Regions from separate parts of the Homo sapiens genome. Here all the other regions are linked to region 3. Evidence: chromatin loops called from intact Hi-C (ENCODE). Cell type or tissue: natural killer cell. All regions are shown on one strand. Each heading gives the region's core, and the rest is flanking DNA. Links, peaks and the distances in the headings are about the cores only.

What was found. A loop is a pair of places that touch in the nucleus more often than their neighbours do. Peaks named below come from ENCODE experiments on the same cell type or tissue, not always from the same donor. Only the 100,000 strongest peaks of a DNase experiment are listed, where the experiment ranks them.
Region 1: it touches region 3 in a loop (7-fold over the local background); 2 of 110 quality-filtered maps call a loop at or near these places.
Region 2: a loop joins it to region 3, with 4 times the contacts of the local background. A loop is called at or near these places in 9 of 110 quality-filtered maps.
Region 4: it touches region 3 in a loop (5-fold over the local background); 3 of 110 quality-filtered maps call a loop at or near these places.
Region 5: a loop joins it to region 3, with 2.4 times the contacts of the local background. A loop is called at or near these places in 4 of 110 quality-filtered maps.

Annotation. Positions count from the first base shown.
Region 1 is chr2:144,656,310-144,662,592 of GRCh38, forward strand. No RefSeq gene overlaps it. Among named protein-coding and RNA genes, the nearest start is that of TEX41, 8.5 kb to the right of the region's middle. In natural killer cell, for the core only: no CTCF peak of the experiment used is centred there; a DNase peak (open chromatin) is centred at 3,592; H3K27ac peaks cover 2,326 bases.
Region 2 is chr2:144,594,917-144,601,199 of GRCh38, forward strand. No RefSeq gene overlaps it. Among named protein-coding and RNA genes, the nearest start is that of TEX41, 70 kb to the right of the region's middle. In natural killer cell, for the core only: no CTCF peak of the experiment used is centred there; DNase peaks (open chromatin) are centred at 1,515 and 3,455; H3K4me3 peaks cover 862 bases; H3K27ac peaks cover 4,977 bases.
Region 3 is chr2:144,507,458-144,513,620 of GRCh38, forward strand. All of the region lies in intron 2 of ZEB2 (zinc finger E-box binding homeobox 2), which reads right to left. Among named protein-coding and RNA genes, the nearest start is that of ZEB2-AS1, 9.1 kb to the right of the region's middle. RefSeq lists enhancers at 2,835-3,750, 3,398-3,467, 3,498-3,547. In natural killer cell, for the core only: no CTCF peak of the experiment used is centred there; a DNase peak (open chromatin) is centred at 3,294; H3K4me3 peaks cover 1,476 bases; H3K27ac peaks cover 5,000 bases.
Region 4 is chr2:144,181,593-144,187,875 of GRCh38, forward strand. The region is part of intron 4 of QTMAN (queuosine-tRNA mannosyltransferase); the gene reads right to left. Among named protein-coding and RNA genes, the nearest start is that of QTMAN, 150 kb to the right of the region's middle. In natural killer cell, for the core only: no CTCF peak of the experiment used is centred there; a DNase peak (open chromatin) is centred at 2,359; H3K4me3 peaks cover 526 bases; H3K27ac peaks cover 1,147 bases.
Region 5 is chr2:144,380,201-144,386,483 of GRCh38, forward strand. ZEB2 (zinc finger E-box binding homeobox 2) reads right to left here. Exons shown (of 10, transcript NM_014795.4): 10 at 3,881-6,283. Among named protein-coding and RNA genes, the nearest start is that of QTMAN, 51 kb to the left of the region's middle. In natural killer cell, for the core only: no CTCF peak of the experiment used is centred there; a DNase peak (open chromatin) is centred at 2,861; H3K27ac peaks cover 470 bases.

The DNA of each region.
Region 1 (6,283 bases), core at 555-5,554, 150 kb after region 3:
TCTTCCATATAACACAGAAGAATAGATTGCAGTCATGGGACTCAATACTCAGATACATACTTTACATTGGTTAAAATCCAAATCATAAATACATTTTATGTTTATGTGAATTCAAACCCTCCTATGCTTTTCCAGAATTATTTGAAATGTTAGTAAGCCTTCTTTGTAAAGCTCATTTTCAGTTTAAACAGCGTCAAATAAAATCGTATTTTGACATCTGGAACACTAACACAACTAGACGATAAGTTTTTAAAAAAATGTTCAAAATTTAAATAGAGAAAAATAAATCTAGCTCCTCAATGTAAAATCTGAAGGGAAAACTTTGCCATCCTCTGATTTTTGGGCTTGGTCTATTGGACAAAATGATGAGAGTAATTTTTTAAATAATCAGGTTATTATTTTTTCACATACAGATAAGAAATCATTTAGCAGATGAAGGTTAGTAGGGGTTAGTCATGCATAAAGGAAATTTCTTAGGTTTGTATGGGAGTGGCAGCAATAAGTGAGGTTGGTCATTCTGCATGTGCCAAGGACTGGAACAAAAAGAATAGATGTCTTCCAGTAAGAGGGCCAAATTTCTAAGGTGGCTTCAAAGCATTCTAAAAAATAATTATGGCTACACTTTAGATTTTCTTTCTATGCAATTACAGCAATTTTAGAGGAGAGGTTTCTAGTTACATTACATCAAACTGAAAAGTTTTTTTTTTTTCTTTTTTCTTTTTTTGAGACGGAGTTTCACTCTTGTCATCCAGGCTGGAGTGCAATGGTGCGATCTTGGCTCATTGCAACCTCCGCCTCCCAGGTTCAAGCGATTCTCCTGCCTCAGCTTCCTAAGTAGCTGGGATTACAGGCGCTCGCCACCATGCCCGGCTAATTTTTGTATTTTTAGTAGAGATGGGGTTTTGCCATGTTGGTCAGACTGGTCTCGAACTTCTGACCTCAGGTGATCTGCCCACCTCAGCCTCCCAAAGTGCTGGGATTACAGGTGTGAGCCACCATGCCCAGTCCATAATTGTTTGTTTTTCCTTAGTTGGCTCACCTCAACCCTCCTCCCCCACCACAGAAGGCAGGTAGTAGAAAAATCAAAAACTGTTCTCTCAAACTGACAGAGAAAATTGAATCTATATGAAGGCAAAGGTGCAACTGGCCAAATTTGTCCTTCTTTCCAAATAAATTTTATGTATAGATGATTAAGCAGTGTATGGACACCTTTATCCTCTTTCTACCTGCCATCAATTTCTTATAATAAATTCTCTCTAAAAATAAGGATATTAAAATCAGTGTTACATTCAGCTGCTGGCTTTCAGTTTTTAGACTTTGATTGTTCAGTTGTATGCTAATTAAGACAAACTTCTAGCCATAAAGTTCTTTGACATATCTTTTCTCAGGGTAAAATGAATGTGGCACCTAAATAGTTTGAAAATCCAGTTTAATTTAGAAAAGGCAAAACCAAACCATAGGTATAGAGAGCTATAAGTATTATCTAGATTTATCAGTTGAATTACTTGTGCTATTTAAAGACCAGAGAAGTTCCGTTTTTAATACATTATTGTTATTTTTCTGAAATATCTGACTGTAACAGAAGGGACTTATAATAATATATTATGATTTGCTCATAGTCTGATGGCTACAGATCCTGAGATATTACTCATCTTCTTCATCTGTTTGCTTTTATGTATGTTCATCTCAGTATTAAATAGAATATTAAATGATAGATTTTTCATAAAGTAGGACTCTAATAGAATTTAAACAGGGAAATCCAAACATACATTATGAATAATTGCATATAAAAATTGCAATTCTTATGTAGTTTATCAGGATGAAAATGAAATAATAGCTCATCATCACTGTGTAAAGCCATCAGGTTTATGTGATGTTAGGAAAAATCCTCTTAAGGTCAGATAATTATTTTGTGAAATAAGCAGAATTCCCTATTATAATTTGTGAAAACTTTAAAACTAGATGAATTGATATTATGCTTCTAAAATATTTTTTTCAATTATTTGCACCCAGAGTCTTATGACTCCTTAGTCAGATTTTGTGCATTTTCTCCAAGTACATTATTTTCTTTTAAAAAGCTAGCCTCAGTGGGGCTGAGAGAACTCAAGAGGCACATACATAAATTGTCTTAATTTCTGAGAAGTGTGGGTCTGACAATCACTTAAAACAATATAGTTGATATGGCTGTCAGGACAGACTCTTTTCAAAAGAATGTTTTTATAGAATATCATCATGACACTTTGCTCAGATGGATGTCTTTAACAGTATTTGATTAATGTAACGTAATAAAAGAGATGCACACCAAAGTGTCTGTACATGTCTTGTTAAGTATGTTTGATTCATTATATGTGGTTCTCAGTTCTTTCCTCTTTCCACAGTTCACTTTTTATCATTTCAATAATATATCTATAAATATGAAAAAGTTGGCCCTTTCAAAGTCTTTGACATATATAGCTATTAATTCATAACTCTAAAAAATCGTATCTTTCAACCTGTCATTTTAAAGCTTGTAGAGTTTATTACAGCAAGTAACCTGTGTTAGAAATTAGATTTTGAACTTTAGCAAGAAGATAAATAAGCTCATGTACCTAAATGTTAAAGAAAAGATACCTAGACATAGTTCTAAGTTAGAATGATATGAAAAGATCACTTATTAAAGATTATAATTTTAAACTCCCTGAAGATAATATTAAAGTTTATATTGTTTACCAGTTTCCCACTTATTTTGTTTTCCATCTCCAGATATCAATCATTGAGCAAGCTTGTTATAAACAAAGCTCTCCAATTACAGTTCCATGATCATCTTTGTTGCAATGAGTTGATGAGTTCAACTTCATGGTTTATATACCAATGACATAGAAGGTTTTAAGTAAAAGTATTCTGATGGCATACTAATAGTAGTACAATTGAGTATCCCTAATTTGAATGTCTGAAATCTGAAATGCTCCAGATTCTGAAACTTTTGAGCACTGATAGGACACTGAAAGGAAATGCTCATTGAAACATTTCAGATTTTCAATTTTTGGATTAGGGATGCTGAACCAGCATAATGCAATAAAGGAAAAAAAAAAAAGGTCCAAAATCTGAAACTCTTCTGGTTCTAAGCATTTTGGATAAGGGATACTCAACCTGCCTTTATTTATATACACATTTTAGGTGTTACTGTTTTAACAGGGGTAAGCCCTGTATGGTAGATGCTCTTTTACTTGCATTTCACTGATGAGGAAGCTGAGGCAGAAATCACATGCCCCAGATCATACAGATGCTAAGGGGCCGAGCTGGGCTTAAAATTCAGCAGTCTGGCTCTGAAGCTCTTGAACTCCTTGAGAGAGCGCTAAACTTGGAATGTTTTCTTCGTGGTGCCTTTGGTCCTGCTTCATATTCTTTAATGCATAGGTAACAGCTTGGCTCCCTCACTTCCCACGCTCCTTTTCTTGGTTCAATTAAGCAAATCATGGCCCAACATCAGGGTAGCAAGCCTGCAGTGTTCCACGTAATGAGCTGTGACTCATGGATGATTTGGGGGTTTTGGGTGCCAGGCTAGCACATCATGTGTGAATAAGCTTGTGGCAGGGGCTGAGGGTGAGGCCTGAGGACATGGTTTATGTTGGAGCCTCGCGGTGTTCTGGGTGACTCATGTACACTCAACCGCAGAGTCATGAACCGCTTGCACACACCCAATGTCAGGTTCACTCCGAGGCTGTTCTCCCACAGCCATTTTACAACTCTATCTGTGAAAAGCACAGAACGTATTTTGACCTTTTCACCGTGGGATCCTGAAGGGGACTTAAAGAACAGCCTTCAGGTCCTGCTGGTCCCTTCCTGGGAAGACTTTTATTCCCTCGGAGCTAAGAAAGACACCTAGATGGTGCCTTCCTCTCTCTTGTGCTGCTTGGAAGGCATGGGCTTTGGGGTCAGCTAGACCCTGGGCTAGCTCTTGGTTATGTTCCCAACACCTCTGAGACCTTGGGCAACTGACTTATTGTTCTTGGACATGGCTTTCTTTGAAAACCATAAAACTTATAGAATGGGATGGGAGCATTTTAAAATACATTTATGGGAAATTAACACAGAAGACCTTGTTTAAACATTATTTTTAGTGGTCAGCCAATGGCTTCAGCTTAGGAATGACTGAGGCAAAAGCACTAATTAAGGATGGTAATTTTATTCATCTTTGTATCTGTTTAGTGTCAAGTTGTAGGAAGAGAGGGTTTAAAATATGAGCTAGTAACCCCCCCACACCCCGAGACTCTTTAAAACTATGAATAAAGTTAAGAAAACTGTGCAAGAACTAAGAGAAGGTCAAAGGAAAAGAAGCGATGGACATTGTAGGTTCGAAGCACACCAGGCACCTTCCAGGAGAGGAGAAAGTTCAGGAATGTGGCCCTCCCTGCACTGCAAATCCCTTTGTGGCCCCTTCAAGCCTCTAAGCTCTTTTACCTCAGCTCATCATTAATGCTGATCTCCCCAGGTAGGGGAGAGGAGGTGGACTTAGGAGGCTTAACTACATTGCTTAGGATTGTATATTTCAGAGACACTGACTGATGTGAGTCACACAATTATAGTTCTGAGTCCTCCTCTGTTCTTGAGTATAGAGATTGGAGAGGAAAGCTGTGTTTGTGATTTTAGAGTGCCCGGGTCAGGCACTTCCTTTTTGTATGTGTTTTGGGCAAGCCCCTTACCTTTTGGAGCCTAACTTACCACCCCTGGGAAGTGAGGGAACTGAACTTAGTGCTCTCTAAGGCCCTGTTTGAGTTTGCATGCCATTGACTCTGGACTTTTCTAAATAAACAAGTAAACTTACAGTTACCATGGAGAATGTCTGTGTCCTTGCTGATCATTGTAAATGTCCCTGATGTCAAAATGCAGGATGATAAAAAGTGAAGTTGAAAAATGAGGAAGGAGTGTGACAGGGAGTGATCTTAATCGTTTTGCAGGGTGTGCACTTTTTAGGCTGCCTAAGGGCAGAATTGAAATATATGCCTTCTGCCAGCATATTTCAGAGTCAGCCGAACTACATTTTGGTTAGGAACTACCTTGTCCAGAAAGAGAGGGGATGATAATCAAAGCAAGGGCAGTCCCAGAGCTCAGATGATCCCTTTTTCCTGGTGAAGGATATCCTTGGATGGTTGATTTTCTATTGAGCCTTTAAAAGAGAACGCTAGGCTTAACAAAGGGTCAAGAGTCCACAGCTGAGGAGGCCGAGAGGAGCCAGGGAAAGGAAGTGGTTTAAAAGACTTACTGCTATTATATTAGTAATAAATTTTTTCGAATTTATTATTGAAATTTATATATATATTTCAAAAATATACCAAAATAGAGTGAAGTGTATGATGGATCTCTACATTCCTATCAAGAGTCAACCATCAATTCATGGCCAATCTAGTCTAACCTGTATCTTCATTTAATCTTGTTTTAACAAAATTCTTTTGAGACAAATCTTGTTCAATTTCATCTGCAAATATTTCCAAAGGTATTTCTAAAATTAAGGGCCTTTTTAATTTAAAAGGCAAATGCAATAATGTTAAAACATCTAAAAATTAACAAAAAATTTTTAATTGTATTCACTAGCAAGTCAATGTTTAAATTTCTCCAATTGCCTCATATACATATTTTTTTAAAAATTTGTCTGAATCTCGATCCTAATAAGGTCCATAGAAAGCTATTGGGGAATATGTGTCTTAAGTCTCTTTTACTCTACAGGTTTCCTTCCATCTTTCTTTCTTTCTTTCTTTCTTTCTTTCTTTCTTTCTTTCTTTCTTTCTTTCTTGTGAAGAAACTAGGCCATTTTTTCCTGTGAATTTTCTGATTTTGATGATTAAATTTCTGTGTTATCTTTTGATATGTTCCTCAGTCTTTTCTATTTCCTGTAAATTGATATCTAAATGTATGATTAGATTCAATGAGTTTTTTTTGGCAAATATATTTCATACATGTGTCATGTATTCTATTAGGAGACAAACAATGCTTGATAGTCTCTTTTTTGTGGTATCAGTAGCCATTATTAATCATTGTCCAGATCCCTTAATTCATTAGAGGCTGCAATACAATATATTCATTCTATGAATATAATTCCTTTTAATCTAGTAGTTGTAATATTTCTAGAAGAAACTTTTCCTGTTTGATTACACTGAGGAAATATATGTTCATTATATTATCTGTATGTAAAACCCAGGCTAAATACTGGATTTAACCCCTCATTTCCAGTTTCAGCCTATTTTGCAGCCTTCTTCAGAAGTGACCAATGATAGCTGTGTGTGTTTTAAATTGTATTTTTTTGAAT
Region 2 (6,283 bases), core at 760-5,759, 87 kb after region 3:
TTAAATTTTCATTTATGTAGTTTACTTCTTAGCTCTCTGCTATTTTTATATTATATCTCACAATTTAGGATTTGCTTGGAATGTAAAATACATTTCAAGCTTGAGGAAGAACAAGACTAGATAAATTCATAACAATTAGCCCTTCTTTTCTTTTCCAGAATGATTGAGAAGGGGAGGAATTGATCCCATTCTACTTGGGGGCAATTAGGCTTTCAGTCTGTGGCTCAGTTCACAAGCATCTGATGCCAGTGGTGCCAAGGTCAAGGGTTTGATCCTCATGTGGGTCAGTTTGCTGCGTGTTTTCTCAACAGATTGTGTGGAAAGTGTGCAGTCACTGGGAAATGCCGGTCATTAAGGGGACTGGTGAACAGATGGGTGGTAGGTGAAAATCTAGCCTCACTCCTGGAAAAACAAAGCCCGTGCCATACTGTCTTTTTTTTTTGTTTTTTTCATCTGGACAGAATGCACCACTTAAAATGTGAGCTTGTTACTCAACCTTCCTTCATCTCTGTTTCCTCATCTGTAGAACGGAGATAAGATTTGCTCCCTTTCTACCTCACCAGGATCTGTGAAGATTAGATAATGGCTGTAAAGTCCTTATACAAAGGTACATACATTACCATAAACAAAGAGATTAGCTGACAAATAAAAAAGAAAATATTGAAAGGACCCCCCAAAGTGTATTGCCTAATACTTTTGCATTAGTATCAGTAGTTTGCAGTGCAATCCATTTGGAGTTTGGTTTGGCTGAAAAAAGTTAGGTGTGAGTTGTATAACCTCTCTATTAGTAAGGATAAAAAAATGGTTTGATAGTGAACATTTGTATTAATAAAAACAAAGTGGGCTTTGAATCTGAAACAGGTTTCATTTGAAAAGGAGGTGAAGGCAAAGGTCTCTAGGAACATATGTGCCACTGAGCAATATTTGCATATATTTGATCTGCAAGCACGCTTCAGTGATTTTCACAGTATACCTTGGAGTTTAGGTTGTAGCAAAGAGCCGTTACCATTGCTCAGCAGCACGATCTACTCTCTCCAGCTTTATTATGGCATACAGCGACAACTTCATTTTTAGTGTTAAAAAAAATCCTCTTCACTTAATTCAGACAGTGACCTGCAGGCCTCATTCTGACTGAAGGAGCCATTCAGAATACTTCCAGACAAAAGCAGGGCTTTTTCCTAGCAACCAGATCAAAGCCAAATCTCCCAGAATAGCTCCCTCCCAGGTTTCCTTTGGCGCATAGGTTCACAAGGATTGTAAGGCTCGTGGTATCCAGTTCAAACTTCTCTTTCACACTGCAATGGAAAGGAAAACTCCTGAGGAATTTTCACAGACTCTGAAAGCTGGCGAGCCTTGCAAAGAGCACTTAATCCTGGGAGAACATGGTGGTCATTGGGAGCATCCCTAACTTTGTTATCGCCTGCATCTGCATGTACATTCTGTCGGACTCTCAGAGAATGAGGTCTCTGTTTCCTTTCTGCCAGTACCTAATATCAGCTATGCCCAGGAGCCGGCTGATGAAGACTTCCTGTTTGTTTTGAGTCACTGTTAGAGTGATAAATATACTTTAGCTTTCTGCTTCGAGAGGAAAGAAACCAGCTGCCCTGAACTGAAGAGAAAAATGCAGAAATTCCACTGAATGGCCCTGTTATCATGGAGTTTCAAGGGCAGCATAAAAATGAAAACTATAAGCCTGGGCAAAATGAATAATTTCCATATTAAAGCATTTTGCTGCATGCATAGACCTAAGTTGTTTGTCTTTAATCATTTAGGCGAACCATGCATTTTTCACTCTTCTAAGACTAACTCAGCGTTTAGAAATTTTTAAAAAATGTAAACTTACACTACAGAGTAATGGTAAGTTATATAAATAAACAATTACAGTTGTGGTTTTTTGATCTGACCACAAGCTTTTAATGCCACTTTTTTTTTTTGCATGAACATATAATGCTTCTGGATAAACAATAATGTTTACATTGTCAGGGCATCTACTGTTGTATTGAGTCATTTACATACATGATTATTTGGATATAGAGTAACCCAAGAACAAAAGAATATTATAAAATTATTTAAAACCAGAATGACAGGAAATCCTTTACAGCTTAAATAGCACTTCTTAAATGAACTCATAGACTTTCTAAGTTGTGTTTATATCTCATTTTTGTCCTTTTATTTTGAATAAAATAAAAGGATGTTGGATTTGATGACCAGTGTCCTTTGAGTGGAAATTACTATGTTAACTCTGACCTGGAAGACAGTGAATTTAGAATGCTTGTTAATGTGAATGTCGTGATCACTGCATTCGGCGGGCTTTTCTTTTTTAGGCTTGGTATAGACTTGACTTCTAGAAGTTGCGAGTTGGAAAACATGGCAACAATTTGCATGTGCTTGGAGTGGGTATGAGTTGCTTATTTCCTCCCAGTAGGTATGGTCTCATTAAAACTATTTCTAATAGTAGAAGATGAGTAATTTGCTAATAATCTATGATAAATCTTTCTGTCCAGGATAAAAGAAATGTTTAATTAGGAAATTCAAAATAAAATTAGCATTAACACTTTCATGCTGTCAAATTAGTGATGTAGACAGGGAGGCAGGATGGTGTGCATCGGCCTTATGTCAATGTATCTGGATGCATTTGTAAATTAAGACTTAAAAATGCACATGATTAGCTGTATGTAAAAAGGTTCCTCAACATACTAAAGTCAATGATTGGGCCATCAACACAGCGGCTTCCTAGATGGGAGAATTCCAGCGCCAAAGGCTTAATGGAGAATGGGTCCTTAGCCTTTAAAATCTCACATCAAAGGAAAATCATGTGAAAGCGGCAACCCATAAAGGAGGACATGCATTTAGAGATGCTCTGCACATTAGTTAAAACAAAGCCAATTATGCTAAATATTGTTTTTACATTATAAATATGTTGTATGTACTGTGTGTCTTTTTTATATTCTCACTTTACTGACAGAGGGAGGAGGAGAAGGAAGTATTTTTAAAACATGACTAAGGATGGAAGGATTAAAGGACCGAATAATATATTTTCTTGTCATAATGGAGACCTGTAAGTACATGAACTTAGAAATAATAGAACCAGAGAATGGATGGTATTAGGAGGAGAGGAAAACAAATAGCAAAGCCAATATTTTCTGTGGGTAGGAAAGAAGGGTATAAAATTTATTAGATAAGTGTATTGCAAAGCCAAGTATGGCAGGGAACAATTTTAGTGGATATATCTGCTTCTGTACTTTTAAGAGGAGGTTAGAATTTGACATAAATAGATGAGATGGGGTTTAGGTGAGGTGTTTTTGGTAAAATCTATCATTTAAAATAAAATGGAACTTTAATTGGGTGGGACCTATCACTTACCAAATGTAAAAAGGTGTGATAAAACCGCGCTTTACTTTTTTCAGCACTAATGAATGTCAAATACCTAGTGCTGAAGTGAAACTATTATGGTCAAATTGACGCTACACATGTCAAATCGTCATTCTTCTCAGCAACAGTAATTGCTTAGATTGTTTAAAACTAGCTTTGGTTGTGATGGTACATTTGTGATCCAGCCTTAAGGAATGAAAAAGCTGTAGGAATTCTCCCCACTTATAACCAACATCCATTTCTACATGATTGAATAAGAACATAATAATCACTTCTTATGTTTGCAGATTACACTACAATTTACGAAATGCTTTCACTTGTAACACTTTGAGTGATCCTTGGTTGTGTCTGGTTCTGGTTGTAAATGGGAACAGTAACAGGTAGTCCTCTGTCCTATGCCAGTGGCCATGATGCCAGCAATGTGGTTCCTTTTTAGGGGGCAGCCATGTCCCCCACCCTGCCTAACAACATTTCAGGAGCATCTTCCTATGAAGCAGATGCTGGAAAATGAGTATTTTTGAGTGTAGTCACTTGTAGAAAAGTGAAATCAAAATGTGTTCCATAGCAATTAACCCCATATTTCCCTAAACTTATCGTGACACCACATTCCTGATCACAAGAGTTTTAGACTGTTCTTTTGAAGAAGGTGAGGAATAGGCAGGGGAATAACGACTACGAGATATTTAGAATCATTTACTGTGTGAGTGAAGGCTTTTAAAAAAGAATTCATTTACTGGAAGTAATGAGGATGAGGAGGGGTTTTTCACACCTGTTTTCACACTTATGAGGTGATAAGTCCAGCCCTCACGAATAAAATGGCAGGTTTCACACTAAACCCACCCAGGCATACTCCTCTAGTCTCCTAACTCATTTATTCTTTGAGAATAAAGAGTCAGAGGCAAGATCGCTTGCTCAAATGAGTGTCGGAGAGTAGTTCCTGTCATTCTTGCTTTGCCATGCTGTCTTCCAGATAGATGTATATGCCATGATCTGCATATCATGTATGGATCTCCAGACCACCATTGCTAGTCTCCAACGACTTTCACTCTAGACCAACAACCTTCTTCTTTGTACTATTACTCTTGATCTTTATATTCAGTGAATTAGACAACTGCATTTATAAATTTTACCAACTGGACTCACACAGTTTTTACATGTCTTGGGTCCTCTTGACCACCATTTCTATCCTGCTTCAGGTACTCATTGACATGAATGTAATTTAATTCACACCATATTTCACCTCTCAAAATGCCTATGTGGTCACAATCTAGAGTCATGGAATGTTTCTTCAAGTGGAATCAACCTCAGAGATTATGTAGGGCAATATCTAAAAACCAACGAACAGAACTCTTGTTTACTGACTCTCAGGCTCATTCTTTAGCATTTTTCATCAGGTCAGGAAATGCCACCCTCATCTACACAGTTGTTGAAAAGAAAAACTCCCAGGACTCCTGCTTGATTCTTATGACCTTCACCACCCTCTATCTAGTCATCAGTCAATCTTATCTTCTTGCTATCTTGAATCTATCCAATTCATTTTCAAGAGCCAGCCATCATCTCTCACCTTGATATGGTAAAAGCTTAAAATGCACCTCCTTGCTGCATATTCTCTCACATTTTCCTGTGTTATTTTCTACATATCACTTTCTGAAACTTTGTTTGTGGATTTGCTTCCTTTGTGATTTTCTGGCTTTGCTACCTCTTAGTAGGATATCAGTTCCAGGAGAGTGGATACACTGAGTATAGAGTGCAACATCAGAGGCACTCAATGAATATTTGTTGAGTAAATGAATTCCTACTACACAGACTAGAAATATGGGTCACAAAGAAGTTAAGTGCATTTCTAAGGCTCACAAGATTAGTTAGTAAATCTACAGCTAGAATTTAGGACTCGATTCTCTGTCTAAAGCTCTTGTCATTTACCATATTGTGGCTACTATTATTATTACCTTGTAAGACTGTATTATATAGATTTAGGAATGCTGTCCTCAGAGCTTCTGGCTTGCACTGTGGGGCTGTCTGGAAAGTGAGTGCAACTAATTATAAGATCAGTAACTAAGTGGCTGGCTAAAGTCCAAGACAGACCTGTTGCAATAAATTCTACTCTTTAGCAAAATTTTAGCATACTGTCCAATGTAGGTAAGTAGCTTTAAAGACCTCTGCAAACTTCAACCTTCTAGGTGATCATCCAATATTATTTTAGTTGTAATGTCACTTTTAAATATAAAACCATTTAATCTTTCTTTCCTTCTTTCTTTTTCCTTTTTTTCTTTCTTTCTTTTTCTCTCCTTCCTTCCTTTCCTCCCTCCCTCCCTTCCTTCCTTTTCTTTATTGATGGAGTCTTGCTATGTTGCCCAGGGTGGAGTGCAGTGGCTATTCACAGGAATGATCTTAGTGTACTACAGTCTCAAATACCAGGCCTCAAGCGATCTTCCTGCCTAAGCCTCCCAAGTGGCTGGGACCACAGGTGCATGCCACCACACCCAGCTATTTAATTTTTAATGTAGTTTTTCCTTCTGTCTCTGGGAAGTACATTTCCACCTTTTAAGGCATATCTTTCTTTCTGTGCTTGTGTTTTGAGTCCAATTTTTCAGCCTCTTTTGAGATTTTGTTTACTCATGCAGTGGTAGCCTCTTTCCTACAACCCTGCCTTTCCCTCTTCACTGCCTTCATTTGTAAGCTACAGTGCATGGGCATTAGAGTCTGGACCTCAGCTGAACCCAGGCTTTCCCACTTACAAGATTTTTGGCAGCGGACAGGTTACTTTATTCTTCTGAACCTTGATTTCCTTGCACATAAAATGGGGATAAGGGAGGGCAATTGTGTCAATTAAGTAAAAAACATGTTAACTTCCTGACATATAATATGCACCTAATGATAGCTATAAACATTATAAAAACAATCAGATTTC
Region 3 (6,163 bases), core at 1,164-6,163:
AGTGATAGAACTAAATTTGTAAATAATCATGAATCATTATGATGATTACATTCCTCAATTGAAAAAATGAAAGCAAAGTACAATCAGACCCTTCTTGAAACGTTTGCTCCCCTTACACTCTTAATGTGTCTGTGCTGCCTGCTCTTCCAAAGTCTGGTTTTTAGAAACCCATATTAATTTCTAACCAAGGCTGCAGCAGCCACTGTAAACGTACATGGCTTTATCAGCTCTCATAGTTTCTTGGGTCACAAATGTACCATATCTGATGACACAGTGATCATCTTCCTTCTCCTTTCTCTTTTCAGATCCTCTAACTTTCCTGTCAGAAGCCTGAAAAAATATGCGCAGTTACTGTTGCTGAGGGGAGACAAAGTTTAACTTCTGGGTTGGCAATCGGAGAATAATTCATGAGCAGATTTCTAGCAAATGATATGATTTGCTAAATTTTGGTCTTTGATTTATATTTATGTACTCCTGCTACTGCTAAGGTTTTGCCAACCTCAATTAGATCATGAATGAGATCATTTTAATTCAGCCCCCAAACTGTGACCTGACCATGGTCTGAAAGTGTTCAAAAAGTAATTTTAAGCCTCCCTTTGATTTGAAAAGGAATACTGCATGCTTGGTCGTTCATACAAATAACATAAAACTTAATTATTGGATGATTTGGCAGAGGACCTTCTTGCCAAACAACAGTCAATGCCAGCTACTGTGATGCTGGCGCTGCCCGGGCCCCCGAGCCCACAGCCTCCTTGTATACGGGCGTTTGTTCATTGTGTCTCAGGGCAAGATGCTTTCAAATAGGATTCACGGATCTGGGAGGCAGGGTGCAACTCGAAGGGTGTACCATATTTATAACTCAAGTTTAAAAATGCTGTCTCACCTAGAAGGGAAGTAGATCTGCGCTGTCAAATCACCAGGAGGCTGTGACAAAGGGAGCTTGCAGCCTGACACACGGTGTAACAACATAGCAAACACCTTTAATTCCGTCATGTCTCATACCCTTTACTTTCTCACACATTTGTGGCTGCTCGAATGTTGACACCTACACTCTTTTTCGAAACTAAATAAGGCAATCTTATTTAAGCCCAAATGCAACACCTGTAAAGTTATTCTTGTGCCCAGCAAAAAATAACCATTAACTCCTTCCTCATAAATGCCTCTCTGCTTGCTTTGGAAAGTCTCAAGTTGGTAACGGCCAGCCTGAGGCCCTGACTCTGAGGTTCACATGACCTCCCAGGTTTGGACAGATAGGCAGTACTTCCCCCTTGAAAAGATGCGAAGGCTGAGATCATATCACTGTCCGAACTGGCCTCTCATAGCTTTTCAAGTTGAAGCCCCTTTCTTCATCACAAACTTCTGGTGTCTTTTATAGGAAGGAGAGAGGCCCCAGCTGCTTCATTCCCTCTAGCTACCGTAGTCTAATATTTTAAAAGCTAGAAATGAAAATAGCTTTTCTAAAGATATTTCCTGGAATTTTTAATGTGCTGCCTTGATTCCTTTTTTCTATCTTTTTTTTTTCCCTTGCCAATTATAAACCACCATTTGGAGGGCTTATGAGCAATGTAAGTCCACCTCATCTAATTAAACCACATTGTTTTAAAAGCTTGAACAGTTTTCATGCCTATAAGACTTGTCTGAATAATAAACTGCTAGAGCCAGAATTCTGAGTGTCTTTGGAGAGCCAGGATTTTATCTGCTGAGCGCAAGGGGCCAGGCACTCAAAGAGTTAAAGAGTGTTCCCGCATTGCTGGGTAGGTTAATATCACAGCTGCCTGGTAAAGCATTATCCCCGTACCTCACTTAACAAAAGCCTCCTTTTGCAAACAGACTCCCACTTTCCCCGCAAGTGTCCAAAGGTGTTTACTGAAGTAAATCTGCCTAAATCCTTCATTGCTTGGGTCATGGGGGTGGATAGGAGGGGTGGAAGGTGTAGGGATAATCTCTTTTTGTAAATTCTGTAAATCTTCTGGGAAAAAGAAAAAAAAATCAGGAATCTGTGTCACATGTTCGCACAACTTCTAATATATCCGTTAGTTTTGCTCTTATAAGTGAAATCTTCCACAAGGGTTATTGGAAAAGCCCCCGTTTCAAATCATTCACTCTGCTGTTGGAAGAGATTGCACTTCCAAAGTTTGTGTGTGTGTTTGTGTGTGTGAATGTGTGTGTGTGTGGTGCATGTGTGTGAGCGCATTGTATCCTTAATCTAATTGTTGGGAGAAAATTATTGGTATCTCAAAAGTGGTTTCAGAAAGGGGAAGAAAAAGACAAGACAGTCTAGGAGCAAGATAATGTCGCTGAAAAGTTGTCACGAGAGGTTTCTGCTCTTGCTGTGGTCTCATTCCAATACCATTAACTGCATGTTACTTTTGCATGTTGAAAATGGTGGCAAATAACACAGTAAAACCTGACAGGTCTGCCTGCGAGGGTTTAAACAGTTCCCAGGAAGGAGGCCTTTAGGCACAAACTTTCTCTCACAAGAGAACGTGAATACCACCAACCCCTCCCCTACAAATCCTGAAGCATCCAGTTTGAGATACAAAAAGGCTGTCATCTCACAAATGTTAAACATACTAAAAAAATCTGAAAAAAAAGTATGGAGAAGGTGTGAAAAACGTGGCACTTTACAGCCCTCAAAGCTTTTTAAAATAGCACAACTTTTCCCCCTAAAATTCTTTTCAGAGAATTTTTTTTTTCCTTTTTGGCTCATTTGAGAGTTTCTTCTTGGCTTTTTTCCCCTTTCATTTGAAAATATGAATTATCATAAAAAGTCAGGGGGAAAAATGGGAAAGTCTTTTCCAGTTTTCCTGAGGATTTATCAGTGTGTTCAGGCTGGGTGTGAGGACCCGTCACTGAAACCAGACCAGGGGCCCAGTCTCCAGCTCGCCCGTCCCTCCCACCCCCAGGGCCCTCACCTCTCTGGTCCGCTGGTAAACAATCAGACTTATTAAAGCCAAATCGTAGGCAGCACTTAAGGGCGGGAAGTCCACACACCTGACCCCAAATCTAACAGGCTTCTGGGGGAGAATTCGATCCCCTCCTGACACTTTTTACCTCAAGTGTTGAGCGGGTGGCCATGAATAGTACAGACATGCCATCTTGTAACACTATATGCCTGTCAGGAGGGACAGGGCCTGGTGGAGCATCAGCTATATAAGGCTGGTAACTAGGGGAAGCCCAACAAACAGCCACAAACACCTAAGTTATTTTACTCAGCTACTACCCTGTGCCTCTCTCTCTCTCTCTCTCTCTCTCTCTCTTTCTCTCTCTCTTTCTTTTCATCTTGGCTTTCTGTGGCAGAATGCAAATGGAGCCTGCCGGCGGTGAAAGGGCTGAATTGTGATTAAGAAGAAGAAGAGCTCCTTTCTTTGTTCTCCCCTCAGGGGATGTTTACTGGGAGAGACACAGCGGATCAGATATGAAAGGCATTCAGGTCAGCATTGATGTGAGCGAAAGTGAAATCATACCTAAGGCATTCAAAAGACCGCCGTGTCAGGGGTTCAGCTAACGGTGCAGCTACTGGGTGTGTGTGTGTCTTCCCGGAGAGGCAAAAATCTTTTCACAGACTGGCAGTTTTTTTCCCCTCTCTAATTTACTACAAAATTATAAAAGTTTTTCCCCCATTTGCCTCCCACCAGATGACACAAGAGTTGGTATTTTCTGTCTTCATGGACCACACGCGAAATCAGACCAACTTCTAATAACTGTTGTTTCCTAAATGAACCAGCAAGGCACCATCTGAACTGTGATTTTCTTTTAAACAGGTGTATTCATGTGGGCTACATATATGCATAATATGTAGGAGAGAACGGAAAGAAGAGAAAAGCCAAAAGATACACGCATGGATGGCTTTTCTTCTTACCTCCTCAGAGGAAACACAAGACAAAACACACACATGCACATACACAGCATAAAAACACTACAGAACACCTTAAAATGAAATCCTTTATTTACTTTGTAACTACTAGTTACACTTTTCCTGAGAGATTTCACTCTGACATGACTGTCACACAAGATAAAAGTATTTGGCACATAGCTATTAAGGCAAAGGCTTCCATGGAGCCTACTGATTATTATCGTTTTCCTTTTAAAAACTGCTTGATGAAGAAATACTTGGATCTTACTTTTTAAAAGTTTACCCTCCCCACAGCCCAAATAGTCATTCAATAGATTTTCCAAGTGGTAAGCTGATGCTGTTGGCATAAACAGAGCTATGTAAATATATACAAAATTCACAAATCACAGCAAACATACAAATAATGAGGAGGTGCCTGGATGTTTCAAGGCTTAAAAATGAAAAGGAAAATTACATTTCATCTTCTGATTGCTAAAGACAGAAAAGAAGTAAAGAGGGGGAATAGGGCTATATTTATTGGTTTAAATCATCCTTCCCTCTGCTCTGAATTATTTTTTTCAACCTTCACATCTTGGCTAAAAAGCATATTTGGGCTTATGTTAACATCTGCTTTTGTGGTGACATTTAATTCTGTATATTTTCAACTAGTGTTTCTGCATCACAGATTTTCCTCCTTTATCTCTTTGCTCTGAAAAGACAACCAAAGAGCAATCAAAAAGGTGTCTGACTTGGCCATTCAGACAATTGCCCCCTTGTGGGAATGCGGGAATGAATGGTACAGTGGACACCCCAGCACCATTGACGTTATAAACATGTAAATGAAACACATTAGGGCAGACAATCAATTGTCTGTGAGCATTGCAAACCTGCACTCCCTCTCTCTGTGACAGGCACAAAATAGTGTCTACCTTGGGAAGCCACGGTGCTGAGAGGAAAAGGACAAAGAATTTCCTTTCACACAGAAGAAAATGCACCTTAAAAGCCTTGGAAGAATGCAGATGACAAAAACTGTTGCAAGGAAAAGAATCTCCCACATCTTAGAATAAACGCGGCACTGCTAGAGGCTAGCAACGCCCTCCTTTCCTACCTTCAGGGTAGACATACATTTTTCCCAGGAAATATTCTTAATATGGCATCAAGGTCTTTAATAACCTCTTGGAATTTTCTTTAAGCAAATTAAGAAGGAAGGGAAACACTGAAACCTATGACATAGCAGTTGAGCAGGGAACTTTAATCTTGGTTTTACCCTATTTGAAAACAAATGGTGGAAGACGTGAATTTATTTGTATCTGGTAACAGAGAAACAATGTAAAGTTTAAAATCCTCAGCCCACCCTTAGTCCTGGTGGACTGTCACTCTATGGACACCAGCAGCCTACTGGCTCTGCTACGAAGGAAAGCATGTTTCTACCCCAATTGGCTTAGTTTTTCCAGACCAAAATAAAACAAATAGATCAGCCTAGATACATAGCCCCCAGCCTTGTGTGTGTGCAGCGTGACAAAACTTGCAGAAGATCTCCACAGAGAAAAAAGGATGGAGATGGATATCTTTGGAGCGCCCTCAGAACTGGTACCTGCCACACAACCTGCCCCAGTGCTTTGAAAGTCAGCAAAACAGGCTCCCTAGAAGCTCATCAACTTTACGAAGAAAGCTACTTGCCAAAGATTTCCACACTTTGCAAAGATAACCAAGTCTGGACTGACAGTGATCCGAAGGAAACTTCCTTGTCTAAGTGTGTATGACTCTCGTTGCCCCATCCCAACTTCACCTCTCAGGGAGGAGAGCTAGGAGGCACCTCCTGGAGAAGGGGTTGACTGCATTTTCTTTCCTTTTCATTTAAGCATCTCTGAAACGGGAGCAACTTCTCCGTCCCTCATTGCCTCTAACCATCACTACCAGCACCTCCACTCCTTTAAGGAAGTGGTAAAGAGTGAGGGCTTATTTTAAACAGGGATAACCATTTCTGCTCTTCTGATTGTTTCTCCTCTAGGATCCAAAGCCCTGAGAACATTCAACTTGATCCCTGTTCTTTGCCACTGAAGTTCAGAGACCAAAGGCATTTGTAAAAAGCTCCCCTTCTCCTTCACACTGTCCCCAACCCTTTAGTGGAAACTCTGGAGAAAAATCAAATTTAACTTTTCCTTTCTTCTCCTATTTCCCTTTTCTCTCCTCCTAATTCAGTTTTTCTTTAAAAGACAACTTCATTTCTTTCTCTGAAACAAGCAGTTTCCGGATTTGATTTTTGCTACAACGTGCATGTCTCTGTGAGATTTTTCAGAGGCTGATGCTGGAAGGTGGCGGGATGGG
Region 4 (6,283 bases), core at 455-5,454, 330 kb before region 3:
ACTTTGAGCCCAGGAGTTCGAGAACCTGGGCAACATGGTGAAACTTCATCTCCGCTAAAAATACAAAAATGAGCTGGGTGTGGTGGTGCATGCCTGTAGTGTCAGCTTCTTGGGAGGCTGAGGAAGGAGGATCAGTTGAGCCCGGGAGATGGAGGCCGCAGTGAGCTTAGATCATGCCACTGCACTCTAGCCTGGGCAACAGAGTGACACCCTATCTCAAAAATAAAAATCAATCAATAAATAAAAAATAACTTATGTGACAGTTATGACATTACATTATTTAAAATGCAACATTCTAATAGCATTAGTGAACATATCCAATTAAACACATGAAGAGCTCTGTGGGTCAAATATGCCCTCCTTCAAATTCAGACTCTGAAAAAAGCGCTCTGTGGCCCAAGATCTCCCATGGCAGATAAGCTAGCAACAACCCAAAAGTGCCAAACTTAGCATTATGTAAGGGTTAAGTCATACATTAAAATTCAATAAATGTTAAAAGTGGAAACTAGGAAATAAAAGAGAATAAAAAAAAAGTAAAAACTGGCCTTTAACATTTCAGTCCACAGCACAATGAAAAATATTCTCAGACTTAAATTGACTACATGGTACATTCAACATGCAAAACCATTTTAGTGTAGATATAATAATACATAGTTTTTTAATCCATATAAATTGTCTACCTTTTCTTAAAATAGATAATTATAGAACAATTTCCTCAGTAGGTATGTGTGACTTAAAAGCTTCCTCTTTAGAATACCTTAGAAGTGGACGGGCATTGTGGCTCAAGCCTGTAATCCCAGCACTTTGGGAGGCCGAAGTGTGTGGATCATCTGAGGTCAAGAGTACAAGACCAGCCTGGCCAACATGGTGAAACTCTGTCTCTACTAAAAATACAAAAGAAATTAGTCAGGCATGGCGGTGCACATCTGTAATCCCACCTACTTGGGAGGCTGAGGCAGGAGAATCACTTGAACCAGGGAGGCGGAGTTTGCAGTGAGCCAAGATCGCACCATTGCACTCCAGGCTGGACAACACAGTGAGACTCCGTCTCAAAAAAAAAAAAAAAAAAAAAGGAATACCTTAAAAGTGCTGCAGGGCATGCCTGATAGGCACTGATTAGTTAGTAGGCTGTAATCAGGTGAACTAGTACTAAAGACTATTGAGTAGCATCCACAGCAAGTTATCAGGTACATTATATATATATATTATATATATAATATATATATTATATATATAATATATATATATTATATATATATTTTATATATAATATATATATATTATATATATATTTTATATATATATATATTATATATATATATAAAATATGAGAAAAGAGAATATTCTTCAATTGTCCATACATAAGAACAGGAAATATTTGAAACAATTATTAAGCAATACTTTAAAAGATTTCTATAGAAGGTTTTCTTGTAAGCATTATAATATCATATCTGAGTCTAAGAAGCCTAAGAAAAATTAGTCCCTCTTATTAGTGAGATTCATTTTAATATTTCTGAGTTTAGATATAGTTTCAGCCTACACTCTTTTTGGTTAATATTGATACAATATTTTATTAACAATTTAGAGGTTGGGTTTCAGGTGAGCAGAATAAATACACTATGTTTATAAGCATAAGATATACTTTTAAACCAACTTTTAAAATTTCACTGGATCTTTCAACATTTGTTTGAAATCCTTACAAGATATTCATCTATTTGTGGCATCATATAGGTCTGTCTCCCCATCTGTCTATGTTTTTCATGAAGACTAGTATCTGGTACATGTTTTTTTTCCTTCTCCACTTTAGTAGCTATTCATTGGCCCACTACTATGCCATTTCTGTAATACTTGTCCAACAGTTTTCATCAATCATTTTTTAATAAAATACAAGCTTTCTTTTACAGGACAAGGGGACATGTAATCAATGTATTTAATTTAATTCTGACTAAATTTCATTCTATATGGCTAGAAATTTAATGTCATCAAAATCTATTATTGTCACAATAAATAATCACATTAAAGCATCATACTAAAATCTATAGGGCTGAATTTTTTAAGAGCAACATATACACGGTTATTCATCTAGCCTTTTAGTCTTATCTTCCCAAATGTAACTTTCTTACATTACATGGCCAGATTTGTTAAGGAATTCACATCCTGCATGTGCGGACATCTTGAAGAATCCTTTTTTAACAGGATATCCTAACAACACCTCCCCACCCCCAACCAACTTGGTAGCCTGACTCTAGCACACACTCATCTGGTTTGACTAAAATCATTGCATTACTTGGCAGTGGTTTCCTCATACGTGGCGCTTAGAGCTCATTGAAGCTCAAACAGTACAGGAAATGCAAATCATGCAAACCACCCTCATGATGGCTACGTACAGTGGCGTGATTGAGCGGCAATACGCACGGCTCGTGGGCTGACCACATGAAAGGAGACATTTAAAGACCAGATGAGCAAAAGCTGGGATAAGTTAGAGAGTATGTGTGAGCTTCAAAGCTGGGAGAATAGCATCCTTATTTAAAATAGGAGTTTTTTATTATTTTTTTTTATTAATAACACCTGCCTAAGTTCTTTACACTGAGGGAAGTACATGGAGGTAGAGCAAGTCAAACATGCACTATACTGAATATAAGTGGGCCAATCCTTCTTTTTTTAATAGCCAGGTATGGCAGAAGAGTGGAATACTTTCCATCTATTTTTTTCACAAGATTTTCTACAAGTGTTAACAATTATGAGAAATATTTTCTTTTAGAGAGCTTAAAAGAAAGATAATCTAGCAAATGCTACAATATTTGCTCATAATTCCTTAAGTGTCAGTTTCATTGCCACGTTAATAAAATTAGTTCCTCCAACAAAAAAATAAGGAGCTATAATGCTTAGGAATTCTTCAACAAAAGGCTTAGAAACAATATGGAATTTTCTATTAAAAGAATATTTGAACACGGTTAATACAGTAATGAGAGTGGAAAAATGGCTATAGGAAGTATTTCTTTTCCTTTTTGGAAATGATTTTTTTTAGATGCTTCCAATTTACTACCAATTACAGAAGGGACTAAATATAATAAATTAACCAAAAAAATCATTCAATTTTATGTTTCCTTAGCACTTAAAATTATTTTCCAAAGCCCTTTAAGTATCTGTTATTTCATTTGCATACAGGGATGAGGGCATCAGGAATTCTATTAAAGCACTGGCTCCCTATATAGGTATAACTCCATATACCTATATAGTTAGAAGCTTAAATAAGTAAATTTTAAAAATAAGAGTTTAAATAAAGGAGGGAAAAGTCTAATGCTCTAGATGAGGAATCAGAAAACCTAACCGTAAATAGCTATATGATACGGGACTTACCACTCTGAAACTTAGCTTTTTCAACTGTAAAAAAGGTGCTATTACCAAACTCTTACCATCTTTCCTGACCACTTCTTAATTTGAAAGATCAAATGATACGGTATGTGAGAAAATTACACAGTGCTATACAAACAGAAAAAATATTGCACTATTTATGAGGCACTCACATTGTGCCAGCCACTATGTCAGGCTCCAAAAATATATTATCTCATTTGGATTAACTTCACCTTCACAATAATACTGTAAGGTAGGTATTATTAGTCCCATTTTAAAAGACAAGAAAACTGAAGCTCAGAAAAGTTAAGCAATTTCTCCAAAACCTTATAGCTACTAAATGGCAACACTGAGGGTAACTACATTAGGCCATACAAGGATCTGTTCTCCTATGTTTCACAGTCATCTACTGTGGGTCTGCATAACTCTTAGTTAGTTATGATTTTAACAGCAACTCAATGCTACCCTCTAAGAAGTAGATTTCAGTAATGCAGAGGTTCTCTAACGTTCCATTGGACGCACCAGCTGGAAAGCTGATGCACTTGTTATTTTGAATTGGCCCATATTAATTCATCAACGTCTACTTCTTCCTTAATTTATCCTAAATATAGGCAAAGATTACCATGTTTGATAACCAGAAAGAGTACTAGTAACCATAATCTTCTTTGAAGTCTCGAGAGCTACTGCCTTGAAATTTTAAACAAGGGCTGGTTAAGAATTTCTGACGAGATGCAACAGGACTTTCTGAGTGACAACTGTCTTCCTTTCCAAGCCAAGGAAGGCAATTGGATGTACAGCCACTAGCAAGCAGGAGTTAGCTGTTTTCTGTTTTGTTTTTAGATAGCTTGTAAAAGTCTGTAGGAGAAAAGAAGTTAGATTATTTTTAAACAAAATAAAACAAAAATCAATGAGCAGAAATTGCTTAAATTTGTCAAAAAGGAAAGCTATAGACATAGGAAAGATAGTTTGTAGAAAAGATTATAAAGTCGTACACAAATGGCAGGCAGGCAATGTATGTTTGCCTGTATAATAACAGAGCAACTGGCAAATGAAGAAAAGTCAGTGCAGAAGCTACCCAACAGGATGATTCAGATCAGTTGAGACATGGTATTCATTTACAGCTAGACAGTCCATCAGGTAACTGAAGCCAGGACAATGCCCAGAAGAGTATGGGTCAATATATCTACTAGGAATACTGAGTTTCTCCTTCTGCCTTCATCTCTTGAAAGATATCAAGGATCCTATTAGAGGTACACACCTTAATCCATCTATAGGAAGTCTGAGGTAGGAATATTATGCTACAATCTGAAGGTCAGAGATTTGAAAGCCATTAGTTACATCATGCCCTGTTTTATAAGAGAAACAGATATAAAAATCAGGCACTGAAGAGCCACAAGTTCAAAGATTTCAGAGATTATGTTGTAGAGGGTGGAAGTCCCTCCCTGTAAATTAGATTTGCATTCTGAGGAGGAAGTAATAATGTAGACTGGAAATAAATATGCAAACTAATGGGTTTTTTAAAATTTGAAATTTCCAGGTAAGACAAAACTAATACATAGATGTATGTGGGTTTTATTTTCGTTTTGTTTTGGATAAGAGTTCATTCCTCTTCAAATTCTCCATGACAATTCTCAACAGTCCCACTGTCACACTTTCTAGCTGAAAAACAAAGCAGAATCTGCTTGATGATTGAGCCTGTTTCTATTTGCCTTCAGTGGTAAGAGAAAAATATTATTAATTTAGTCATCCTTTACTTTTGTGTTTAAATTATTTCAAATTCTTTCAGTATTTATTTTCAAACCTGTTATTGATTTTCTTCAGTGTCCTCTAGGTAATATCAAATTTGCCACATTAGGTTCATGTTATAGAATTCAATACCAAACACTCAAAATCCACCCAGAAATGTCATCACCTAACTCTCCTTTTCAGTAACTCACTTAACCTCTCAAGACCTCCCTTTCCTCAGCTGCAAAATGACAGCAGTTTGATTAGAATAACTCTAAAGCCATAACTGTGTTAATATTTGTCATGTCATCTTAGTGTCAGGTATTAATATCTTAAGATGCTTAATCTTAATAAGAAAAAACAAAGTGACATCACAGAAAATATTATATAATAGCAGACAAATAACACCTTATTCATACTACTCTGTGGACAATCATCTACGTGATTATTGTCAAGTCACTGATACCACTTTGTGGTTGTCTTGTCTGTTTTTTGTTGCTGTAACAGAATACCTGAGACTGAATAATTTTTAAAGAACAGAAGTTTATTTAGCTCATGGTTCTGCAAGCTAGAAAATATAAGGGCATGGCCCTGGCTTCTGGTGACATAACATGGCTGAGGTCAAAGAAGAATCAGACACGAGTGAAGAAATAAAACCGAAGAAGCATCCTGGCCTTTTAACAACCTGCTCTTTCCAAAACTAATTCATTTCCACAGGAACTAATCCAGTCTTGCGAGAGCCAGAACTCACTTACTCCAATATGGCACCAAGCTACTCATGAGCCATCCAGCCCCATGACCTAAACACCTCCCACTGAGGCCCACTTTCCACGCTACCACATTGGGGATCTAATTTCAACATGAGTTTTGATGGGTACAAACTCAAACCCTAACAATTGCCTTATTGACAAACTGAAGATAAAATATCTTACAGCGTCTTCTGGTTTCAGAATTAATGACTATTTTACAGCTTATTATTTATACATGATGATACCAGACAGAGTCCTTTATTTAACGGTAACAACAAAAACTGAAGGCACAGAAAATGACAGGCATATTACACTGAATTCTGGGATGATGATGATGTAGTGGGTTGAAATGTATCCCCCAAAAAGATACATGCAAGTCCTAACCCATAGTACCTGTGAATGTGACCCCATTCAAAATGTCTGTGCTGATTTAATCAAATTTAGATGAGGTCATG
Region 5 (6,283 bases), core at 851-5,850, 130 kb before region 3:
AGCAAACTGGCAACTGCGGGGATAGTGCTGGGACATGTTGATTGGGGAAGGTGCTTCCAGGGTAACGTACCACCGTGGCGTCCTGTTTGCTGTATCTAGTGCTTTCGTTTCCAAAATACAAACTTTCTTTGAGCCAAACAATTTCTGTTTTCCAGGCTGACGGATCTGCCTGTGACCAGACACAAGGCAGGTGGTCTTGCGTGAGTCTGAAAAATGAGATTCCTCTCATTCTAAAATCAGAAGGGCATAGAATGTCATGTTACTGTTCTTTTTATAGGGGAGGTAATTATGAATAGGCCACAAACAGGTTGCTGTGCTCATTTCTGGACAAGTCACTGAGAAGAATAACTCAGGAGGCCTCGGGCTCCCACGGAGCGAACCTCATAGATTTATAAACTGTTTTCTCGCCTATGGAAACATGACATTGGATCAAAGGACCTAAGAGGTTCTATTCCTCCAGATCCTCTGAATTCCGTGGAGTTGGTCCTAAGTACTAGATCACACTATAAACCCTTCCCATGACCTGGGAACTGTTTTCTCTACTTCTCTGACATCATCTTCCACCCTTCTCCCTTGTCTACCATGCTTTGTTAGGCTGGCCTTCTTTTTATTCTCCAAAAAAGCCAAACTCATTCCAGCCTCATGTATTTGCACCTGCTGTTTCTTCTTCTGGAACTCTCACTGCACAATCTTCCCATGGCTGACCTCTTTACAACCTTCAGGCTCAAGTCAATCACCACTGCCCTCAAGGGCTTTTGTGGATCTGCACCCACCCCCAGCTGACTGTCCGCTACTTCCATCTCATTTACAATCACATCACCTTCTTTTACCTGCAACAAAACAGCACTATCTGAAGTGATCCATAAAATGGTTCTGTTTTCTACTTTCCCCACTAGAATGTACATCCCTGAAGGTGAGGATATTGTCTATTCACCGCTGTATCCCCAGGACATGCAAAGTGCTTCTCATATAGTATCACTCACTAATATACATATTATTGAGAGAAAGGTGTCATTTTGTGTTTAAATAGAGGAAGCAGCAGGGTACAGAAGGGAACATGGTTGAGACTTCCACATTAGTCCCTTCCTAAGGCACTTGGAACTTGGTATTATCCTTATTTGTGTATGTCTGCCTCTGCCAGATTGTAAGAAGCCTGAGGTCAGTAATCCTGCCATGTTCATTTTTGGGTAGCCCATAGTACCTAGTATTGTGCCTTACACACGCTAGGTACTCAGTACATTGAACTATTATTGATGTTGCAACTATTGTTATTTATTAGTATTATTTGTAGGCCCACTAAATATAATAAAATGAAAGCATCATACAAGTAGTAGAAGTATCAATAGAAGCAATAAAAACATCTATGCCATAACTGGAGATCTGGCTTCTGGTCCCAGCTCTGCCAGTAACTATGGAGTGATCTAGGGTTTTATTTCCTCAGAACACCAGAATTTGAAAAGCCAGGGCTTTGGATGAGAGAGCATCTAAGATTCCTTCACACTCTAACCTTTTGGTCTGTTTCTGTCTGTTCCAATTTTCCCATTGCAGATTTATGAATTCCTACTGCTCCTCTTACTGTGTACACCTGCTGCCTTGTTTCCTCCTCAGACCACGTCAGGATCATTCAGTGCATTCAGGGTTCAGAAAGGTCATGAGCAGAGAAAGAATGGTACTGAGGACTCATAAAGTGGGCTCAGGCTGAAAACTGTGGGTAGAGAGGTTGGATGGAGCCACCACTCTCCAATGGCCATGAGCACTGTCAAGAGTCTTCAACATAATGAGTGGGTAACATGTAGCAACAGCAGTTAGTAATTTTTAAAGAGCATTTTTCAAAACTGAGCATGTCTCTGGCTCTTAGTTAAAACAGACTCTAGCCCACAAGCGATTAATAGTCCTGAGATGATGATGTGACATCTTAGAGTTAACAAAGGGTTTCTAAAGTAGATTATTTTCATTGCACTCTTGCATGGAAGAGTTCTTGTAGACCAGAACGAACTTCTTGTAGGAAGTAGAGAAACTAACTCATTCCTTCTAATGTTTCCATAGCCATTTGAAGAAGAGTTTTACTGTGACATGTTGGAAAGAACACTAAACAATGATGCAGAAGACTGAGATTCTGACAATCTATGCTTAACTGTTTTCTAGAGACCATTGTGGGACGGAAACAAACAGCCTATGTGGTCTCAAGGATCTGTAGACTTCAGTTTCCTCATCTATAAAATGCAGGTAGTAGATTAATAATTAACTGCTTTTATTTTTCCAAAAGTTACAAACATAAAGATTTTCTTCTTACTAAACTCACATGAAAATTTTACTGAAGAATGAGAACATGAGTTTTGACAATTTTAAGGTAGACGCGAAGTGTGTTATAATTTGGTCAAGCCATAAAGGAGTTAACACAGGCCAGTTCGTAAATGAAGGTATCTGACATGAGGGGCCATGACAATTCCTGGGAAAGTTTTTGTACAAATCATTATTCTGATTTTCATTTAAAAGGTCAAGGAAGTACATATTAAGCAGCTCTTGTGGTTAGAACTCTTGTTCTCAGAAGATTTTGTGGATGGTTCCATCCACATTTATTTTAAAGTGAGTGAAACTTCCCTTGTCATGGAATTGTCTTTGATAATACAAAAGCACTTTACTCTGCAGAAAAGGGAAAGAAAAGGCTCTACTTGGGTGTTTGGCTGATTATTTCTAAGCCTACTTTTCTCTCCAGTACTAGTGTGTTAAGGGTTAAAGCAAGTTGGGCAGGGTGGTTAGTACTTCTCTTTTTCCCCTCTTGCTTAGATGTACCTTCAACCGGAAACCTATGAGCTCACACTTTCTAAGCATGTTCAATAATGAAGTGGTAGACCTCCACAGAATGTTTCAGGACTCAGGAAGTGGTTGAGGGTTATTCAATAGTTGGTGTTCTCCCTTTATGTCTGCACCAATCCTGGTCTGCACTACAGGGTTGGGAAATGTTGTTTGTGTTGGAAGTGGTGTCTTTCAGAAGAGATGTAAAAACCAAGGTCTGGGTTGCTTGTGGTCACTAAATATACCGTAATGTTTTCGGTGAGCATAGGGTTGTTCTTGAGTTTCCTTTCTAAATTTACATTCTTTTATTCATCCACATTTTTTTCAAGTAATTTGAAGGCTGTATTTCTCTTTTCTTAAACAAAACTAGAATGGGTATAACCGTACTTCTTCCCCCTATAATAATACCGTTTTAGGAATGAATAAACGTGATTTTTTCATGTTTAAGGAAAGGTCATTAACTAAAATCTAAGTTTCCCATAAAATGAGTAAAGATAATTTAATATTTTCTCAATTTTGTTGTTGGCATATCTTATAAATTATATAGTTTTTTTTTGGTGAGGCTGTCTTCGGAACCTTTTATTTTTCCAGTATCAACATTTTAAATGTCTTCGATGTAAGATAACAAAATGTAAAATGTCTGAAAAGCACTTCTTTTCAGACTTTTTCCATGTCTTGAGTATTTTTTTTAAGAAACACAGCTATTCAAATGTACACACACAAACTTAGCAAACCTGCACACACGCACACATGCGCACACCCACATACACTTTACTTCCCTTTGACTGCTCTGAAAATGGTCAGAACAGGATCATAATGCACAAATCTTTCTCTGAATGTTTCCTTATGTTAGATCAATTCCTTCTGAGTTCTGTGCTTGCCAATGCTAAATTTCCTGCCAGGGCAGTAGTCTATTTTTAACATTTTGGGGGCTTATCCTTCGTTCCAAATCTAACAGGCATATTCCATGGAGTGAAAGAGAGAAAGCTGACTGGGTGCACTTACAAATCAGGATAATCAGGATTTGCAATTTCTGTGGAATCAAAGCTATGAATGAGAAAGACCAATTAGAATACTTAAAAGATCATTTGTCATCACTTTAATCTTCATGTATTTTTTACTCATCATTTTCTTTGACTAAAATTATTAGAATCTTTGTCATATTAATCTCAAGACCAAATCGGAACAGTAGTGTTCATTTTCTATTTTCAGTATTTTGGAGCATTTTAACATGTCATGCTAGATTATAGGTAGTAGGCGACTCGTTTAATAGAGAAAGTTTTAGCTTGTGGCATATTCAGCATCATATTATCTCGGTGCCATTTCTCTGACTAATTCCACATTTCAGATACAAATGAAGACTGAAGGATTTATTTCTGTTATTTAATAGCATTTGTTTAATTCCGAGATTAATATATCATCTTCAACCCTGAAACAGAGGCCCTCTGAAACATCAGACCCAAAAAATTGGACACAGCCTACTAGCCCAAAAAGAACATGTTGCCAATTATCTCCATGTTTATTTAAATATTTTGCTCTAAAGGAAGCAATCATTCCTTTATACTTCTTTAAATTTAGTATTGACATTTTTATTTTGGGAAAGGAGGTCTTTTTTTTTTTTAACATGGATACAGGAAAAGAAAACTCTCCAATAAAAATATTGTCTAAAAAGTTTGTTTTGTCTGCATGATTTACTAAATATGTACAATTTCAATTCACAGCGAAGGTAACAAAGATTTAAACAGCCAACATCACAAATGTCTCAAGTTCTAAAAAAAAATCACTGTGCACAGTTTAACAATTTAATTGAAAAAACCAAAGCTAAGCCTTCAGTCTGAATCTTTTTTTATGATGGGCACAAGCCATGTATTTTCTTCATCTTTGTTACACGATGCATATTTCAGTGACTAAAAGCCCCTTCCCATTTTAGTATATTAGGTTATGTCAGTACATACTTAAGAGAGGCATAAATTGCCTCTTGGTACACCAATATGATTTGTGATGTGTTCACATATATGTCATAATATTTATTAATATATAGAATGATCAGATGAGTCACCTGTGATTTTTCTTAATGTCTTCAAATGTAGGAATGTTTTGTTGCATGTATAAAATTTTTCAGAATTTATAGGAGTGCTTATATAAGCGATAATAATTGGACCAGTGTCCCTTGATGTAAGGTGTCTAGAAAGAACTCTTCTGCTCTTGAAATATAGAGATTTCACATCTCTACACAATACAGGTTTATAAAGTTTGCTATTATATGATCAAGTGAGTGAACCAATTAATCATTAGAAACAAATGTCATTGAATACAGAATAGTTGAGTTACAGTTAAGAAGGGAGCCATAACCTCAGCTGCCCTATAAAATCTATAATAAGGTGGTTTTCATATATATATTTTTTCCCCATGTGAATTCTTTGGTGTTTTTTCCCCCTCTTTTTTTAGTGCTATGATTGATGAACATGCAATGTGAGATTCAAATAATTGCATTGAGCATGTTTATTTGAATAATTGCCCCATTGCACAATAAATAAATCCGCTGAGTGTGTTTGTTTGAATGTTTTTACATGTACATGGGATCACATAGTCAAATAAATGCAGCTGTGTTTATTACAATGTGTGGGGCTCCAGATATACACACACTTGTTTGTGTGTATATCCAGGGCCCTACAGCCCCTGAATGGCCTCACACATCTTGGAGCAAAAGCATGGTTAACAATTTTTCAGTTCAAATACATGTAAACTTATTATTGGGCAGTCTCCTCAAATTTGTGACTAAGATTTGCTTTTATTAAGGCTTACATTATTAGAAAGATAAAAAATGACCTTTTTAAAAGTTATCTGATTGTGAAAAGTATCTAATACATTTATTCATATTTATTCAAATATAGTCCCTTCTTTCCCCTTTCCTCCAAGCCCTCCCACTCCGCCCCCAGTCCAATTCATGCTAAGGAAGATGTATGTTTTGTTTAGCTCTTGCGGAGAAATTCTGATACGCATCTCTCTTCCCAGTTATTTCAGGCCTAAGCTTACAGTGTCATGTGAAGAAAAAAGAAAAGATTGCACAGATATGCTAGAATACAAAAGGCTCTTGGAGAAAATGGGCAGGGGTGTTCAGTTGTTCCAGTGTTTCCTCATCCTCCCCTGCCCCCTATTCGAGGGGGGAAAGGTTAGATTTAGAACTAAGCGTGTGGGAAGAGTAAGTAGTTGATAAAACAGAAGAACACATCTGATGTTACTAAAATGCACATCTCTTGGTTGTGGAGGGGAATTTCTTGTTTGCGACCTTGGAGAAGAATCTTAAGACAAATCAAAAGTTTTTATTTTTCCCTAGAGTTAGAGGATTATGCAGCCCTAATGTGCAATCGTGTCCAGCGGATAAATAGCATTAAAAAAAACTCCTCAGATATGGGACATTGTAGTGATTGTCACAATTCACAAGTGTTATCCTGATATTTTCAGACTCAGGTATTCTGAGCCTGCC